2 separate regions of the Mus musculus genome follow, and region 2 is linked to region 1. The links are chromatin loops, found by intact Hi-C in ENCODE. Cell type or tissue: heart. All regions are shown on one strand. Links, peaks and the distances in the headings refer to the core of each region. The heading gives the core; the rest is flanking DNA. Region 1 overlaps Nr6a1 (nuclear receptor subfamily 6, group A, member 1). Region 2 has its middle 50 kb from the start of Gm25081.

The links. Peaks named below come from ENCODE experiments on the same cell type or tissue, not always from the same donor. Only the 100,000 strongest peaks of a DNase experiment are listed, where the experiment ranks them.
Region 2: a loop joins it to region 1, with 3 times the contacts of the local background. A loop is called at or near these places in 5 of 42 quality-filtered maps.

Annotation. Positions count from the first base shown.
Region 1 is chr2:38,738,465-38,741,374 of GRCm38, reverse strand. Nr6a1 (nuclear receptor subfamily 6, group A, member 1) reads left to right here. Exons shown (of 11, transcript NM_010264.4): 7 at 768-995; 8 at 2,234-2,488. Among named protein-coding and RNA genes, the nearest start is that of Nr5a1, 25 kb to the right of the region's middle. In heart, for the core only: a CTCF peak has its summit at 1,717 (motif pointing right); no DNase peak of the experiment used is centred there; H3K27me3 peaks cover 469 bases.
Region 2 is chr2:38,428,608-38,431,517 of GRCm38, reverse strand. No RefSeq gene overlaps it. Among named protein-coding and RNA genes, the nearest start is that of Gm25081, 50 kb to the left of the region's middle. In heart, for the core only: a CTCF peak has its summit at 1,386 (motif pointing left); a DNase peak (open chromatin) is centred at 1,407.

The sequences.
Region 1 (2,910 bases), core at 255-2,754:
TATATACATATGTATAGATGTAATTTTTTACTGTTAATTGGGAACATGGTTGGGTTTCTCCAAAGGAGAGGAAGTGGGAAACAATCTTCTTCAGAGGCAACTAGAGCTTTTTATTCCATTCAGTTGTATCCCTCTTTTCTTTTTAATAGTTTAATAGGGACTTAGGGGCCTCAGGGTACATGCCATGCTAGATACTAGTTTAGGATTTTAGACTAATTAAGTCCACTTAGCCTGTCTTATGCTGTTGTTTTCCTAACAGTAAAATAACAATAAAAGCACACATTTTTATCATCATAGATTACTAGTATATACTAAAAACACTTCAAAGCTGGGCCTTGTGATGAAGATCTACTGTCCGAGCTATCAAGGTGGCTGAGGCTCATGGGCTTCAGAGTGAATTCAAGGTTAACCCTTCAACTTAGTGAGACCCTGTCTCAAAATATGTTAAAAGAGGGCTAGGATATAGCACAGTAGCAAAGCACCTGCCTAGCATTAGCAAGGTGCTAGGTGTGACATCAGTACAAAAACTTCATCCAATCCATAACTACTTAGTCCTATTCTGCTGGCCACATTGGTGAGCCCACACAGAATCCTTGTCTTGTGGGTGGAATTTAATAGCATAGACATGTATGTAACCTTTAATTCCTTCCCATTCCTTGATGATTCACAGACTTCATGACCAGAGAACAACTTATCTCCAAGTTATTTTCTTTGAGCACGTATTCAACCTGCAATGGCTTTTCCTGATGTGAAGTTTTTCTCTCCAGTAGGTCTGTGGAACTAAATGGATTCATGGCATTCAGGGATCAGTACATGGGGATGTCAGTGCCTCCACATTATCAATACATACCACACCTTTTTAGCTATTCTGGCCACTCACCACTTTTGCCCCCACAAGCTCGAAGCCTGGACCCTCAGTCCTACAGTCTGATTCATCAGCTGATGTCAGCCGAAGACCTGGAGCCATTGGGCACACCTATGTTGATTGAAGATGGGTGAGTTAATTCTGTCCTGTTTGGCCCATTACAGTTCCAAAATGTCCCTACCACGCATCGGTTGTATCCCAGCTTTGTCCTTCATGTTTCCTTAATCATATTTTCTCAGAGAATTCAGGTTACTTTTCAGTTCCTGTGAAATTGGGATAGCAGGGCCTATTTTCTCATTGGGTCTAGATAAACCAAGCCCTGGAATGTTTGCTCATGTGCCTTCTAGCACAAAATTAGGCTCTGTATCAGGCCTCGGGTTTTTAAATCATTCAAGCCCTAACTGGTTCTGACCTGTCAAACAGGTCAAACATGACCTAGCCAATAAGCCCTTGAGTAACCAATGGCACATGACTGACAGCCTCTGGTGTAGGCCTGAATATGTGGAAGAGATCTTAGTCTGCATTTAGTTCTACTTGAGTGTTGTGTAGTTAGCCATCTGGGCCACCCGTTGCTGTACCCAGTACTTCTTAGGTAGAAAACAAGTGTTGCTAGAATCTTAATCTAACGCCTCCAGAGGGTATCCTGAGATCCTAAGATAGGCTCCAGTTTCAGAAGAGGAGACTTAAATACCTACAGAAAGGGTCTCACAAAGCTTTTACGTTAGTGTATAAGGAAGAGGATGACGAGGGGACATGGACCTTGAGAAGAATGAAAATGAGGCTCAGAGACCCACCTTGGGCTAGAGAAATAGCTGGAAAGGCTGAGCAACTCTGGTTCCTGGACTGTCACCACTAGGGGGCACAGTGAGAACAGGAAAGGCTTCTGAACGCCTCTGTTCTCAGCATCTCCGCTGCCTCTGGCCCTAGGGCGTGTTTTTGGGTTTTGTTTCGTTTTTCCTGCATGTGTAGGTGTTGTTCCTTATACGGGGTATGCTCCAGACCCATCCCATTGAAGTTTACTTTGCCAAAATTAGAACAGGAATGAGTAAGAACTTCTTCTAAGGCCTGAAACAGTCAGAGAGCACCACCATTAAGAGTGATATTCCCTCATAATTCCAGAAGTTTCTAAGCCCCCTTCCCCCTCAGCAGCAGCTTCTCACCAGATCCTCTCATTGTGCCCTCTCCCCTCCCCCACCTCAGCTTTATCCTGGCCTCAACCCTACCCCTTTATAAGAAGTTGAGTGAAAATGGAAATCTGTGGTCAAGGGCAAGAGGCCTACTACCAAGGAATCCTTCTCTTGTCTCTAAAATCTCTCTAGTCTCACTCTCTGGCTGATGGAAATGACTCTGTCCTGTCCCTGCCCCCAGGTATGCTGTGACACAGGCAGAACTGTTTGCTCTGCTTTGCCGCCTGGCCGACGAGTTGCTCTTTAGGCAGATTGCCTGGATCAAGAAGCTGCCTTTCTTCTGCGAGCTCTCAATCAAGGATTACACGTGCCTCTTGAGCTCTACGTGGCAGGAGTTAATCCTGCTCTCCTCCCTCACAGTGTACAGCAAGCAGATCTTTGGGGAGCTGGCTGATGTCACAGCCAAGTACTCACCCTCTGATGAAGAACTCCACAGGTGAGAGCGCTGAACTGGGGAGGCGATCTGGACTAAGCAAGCCCCCATCCTCCTTGTGAGGCAAGGCTGCCTAGCCTCCGAGGAGGAGCATTGAGTCCCGCAGCCCTAAACTGTAACCCTTACCCTGGCACATACTAGCTTTGTGTGGTCAGCCCGTCTCAGGCTCTAAATGGATAGACTAGGTGGAACAGTAAATCCCTCTCCCACAAAGCGAGGATGGCGAGTAAGCGCCATGCAGTCAGACAGGCAGAGTGCTAAGCTGTTGCTTTAAATGTTTATCTAGATTGGTAGGATGGTATATCTGGGAAAAACAAAAATCTAACTTGTAACCTTAAGGGACTTGGGCATTATCTTGGTGTCAACTGAGGCAGCTTTGTATTACTGACTCCCTCTCACAGCTTGTGGTAGCACAGGTGCCTTTG
Region 2 (2,910 bases), core at 180-2,679, 310 kb after region 1:
GACATGCTGTGATTTCCCAGCAAACTGCCTATTACAGACCAGGAGGACTGTCCAAGTCATGGTGACATTTATAGTCCTCTGCAGCATTGCCTGGTAGCACTGGAAAGTGGTCCTTGACATCTGACGACTTTGATGACCAAGCAGAGCAGTCTACAGCATCCTTTGACCTTTACAGGAACCCATGATACCCTGTGGCATTCTTTGACATTCCAAAGCATCTTATGACATTCCTCAGCATCCAGCTTCCCTCTGTGCCATTCCAGCTACGGTGTTCGTGACATTCTGTGACAATCTTCATTCCTATCATATGGACTTGTTCTGCTTCCAAGGAGCCCCCATGACATGACTGGAACAGCTATATCTCTACCCAATGCACCCTGAATCTCTCCCACCTGAGGTATATGACGTTTGTGGATAGACATCCTTGAGCTTGGCTATACAGGTTCTTTGGGGGGACTTTGTGGGCCAATTTCTCCAGCAATAGAAATCTCCTATTTCACACCTGAAGAAACCACCCTTTGCCCCTCACTGACACTAAAATAGTTTAAGAATGGTTCCTTCCTTTGGCATGTGTGTGTGTGTGTGTATGTCTCCAAAGCAATAGTTTAAGCATACCAGATATTTAAAATTCTTTGGCCTATGGGAATGGCAATCTTACATAGTTTGACTTAGTATAAAGGAAGTGGGCCCGGAAGTCAGACAGTCCCAGGGACAAACTGTAACCTGTTACCTGTGAACTGGGACACCCTTGCCAGGCCTCCCTTGCTGCAGCCCTAAATGCAGACAGGTATAACTTCATCAAGTCGTGGCAGAGGATACAGTGAGTCAGGGCAGGAGATTTCTCCAGGATGGGGAATAGGGCACAAGAAAGACTTCATGGTCTTCCTCCCCTAGGGCAATTGCTCGAAACAGCTTGGTGAAAAGGAGGAACTGGGTTTGGGTCTCAGGCCCACTCTCTCCTCGATATGGGTCCCTGAGAACAGGATTCTCTTCTGTGGGCCTCAGTTCTCCCATCTATCAAATGGGTAGCAAACAGGTCCTCTAGCTTTGCTAACCTGGACTTCTCGGGCTGGGAGACACAGGAAAGCTTGAGGTTTGGGTGTAAACCATAGTAGGTAAAGCCAGGACACTAGTGAACAGGTTAACACTTCGACCGGTGAGGTCAGGTCAAACCTGACAAAGAGCCACAGTAAAACAGAGTGGCTACGTACAACAGAGTGTAAGGCTCTCTGCCACTGGGTTTCAGGAGAGCAGTACCAAGGTTCTTTAGCCAGAGAGGCAAAGAGACAGGACCTAGTTGTCTGTACCCTTTCAAGTCCCCTGTGGCCCCCAAGTGGCAAGAAGGATTCGAGCCCCTGTAAAAACCTTAAGAGATTTCGCCCCCTAGTGACCAGGATCGGACATTGCAGCTCAGGGCTCCCAGCCCTGGAAGGTGGCCAACTCTGGTCCTGTTAACTTGCCAATTGACCTCTGCAGAGAAAACCCTAAGAAGCAGAGTTTGGGAAGCAGGAGGGATTTGAGGGCTGGAGGTTGTTAAGGATGCTTCATTAATTTCATGGACAAATATTAAGCACCTACTGTGTGCTGGGCAGCATGCTAGTCTTTGGGACCCATTGTTGAATAAGACAGTCACACAGCCCAAGGCTTATTAGCTGGCTGAGGCCCTACTATGTGCCAGGGTTTTAACTCCTGATACTCTTCACAACCACCATGAGAGGTGAAAAATTATAATCTGCATTTTAGGAGGGAAACTGAGGCTTGTGGCTGTTAAAAAGCAGAGCTCCAATTCTGAACTAGATCTAGGTGATTTCAGACTTGAACATCTATCTCATGAGTTCTGTAGTGGAAAGAGCTTGTGGTAGTCATCTCCTCTGGGAAGTGAGGCCAGTGAGGTGCCTGGTGGGTGAAAGGTAAAGGTGTTCTGAGCTCCGTGTCTTCTAACAGCTGAGGACCAGATGCTCTCCGGGAGACAGGACCTGAGATCCGGGATCCTGGCATAACTCTCACTGGCGTGGATTCCTTTGTCTATGCTCGCACCTTTGTTTGCTCTGCTTCCAGGTCAGGCCACATCATGGCCTCCTTAGTCCAGTAACACGGCGCCAGCTCCTGGATAGTGGCAATGGCAGGCCATATCTTGGGTGGGACACCAGGCCCAAACTGGGCTATAGGGTCACCGTGAGCAATGAGCTTGCAGGCAGGACTCTGTGAGTGCTTGTGTGGTTGACAGTGATACTTGATCATTGAGAAGCTCACCATGGGTAGCTGACTTTGTATGTGCTGGGTTGACATGGGGCGGGTCACAGTGAGCAGGGCTGGGTGTGCAGGCTGAGAGTCTGCATAACTCCGACTATGCTGATGACCCTGGGAGAGGAGGCTAATTGTGCAGGTGGCCTTGAAAAGTAAGAGGCCAGAAAATAAATAAATGCCACAGCCCACAGGAGCCTCCCTCCCTCCTAAGGTAACTCAGGTCTCAGGTCCTTCTTTCCTGAGCTCCCTATCAGTCTCTCTCTCTCTCTCTCTCTCTCTCTCTCTCTCTCTCTCTCTCTCTCTGTGTGTGTGTGTGTGTGTCTGTGTGTGTGTGTCTGTGTGTGTGTCTGTGTGTGTGTAGGGATGGACGCAGGGCTTTGCACATATTTTACCAGAGCTCTTTCCATTCAGCTCCGTTCCAGTTTTAAAAGGGAGAATGGTGTCTGGGATTGTAGCTCAGTTGGTAGGGTGCTTTTCCCAGCTTGTCCTGGGTCCGATCCCAAGCACCACATTGGCATATTGGCTCATGCCTGTAATCCCAGACTCCAAAGGGTAGAGGCAAGAGGATCAGAAGTTCAATGTCAAAGGGAGGCAGAAAGATTGTGATTGCTGAAGGACAGAGGCAAGCTCTGTGAAATATCATCTTTTGGATATTATGTGGCA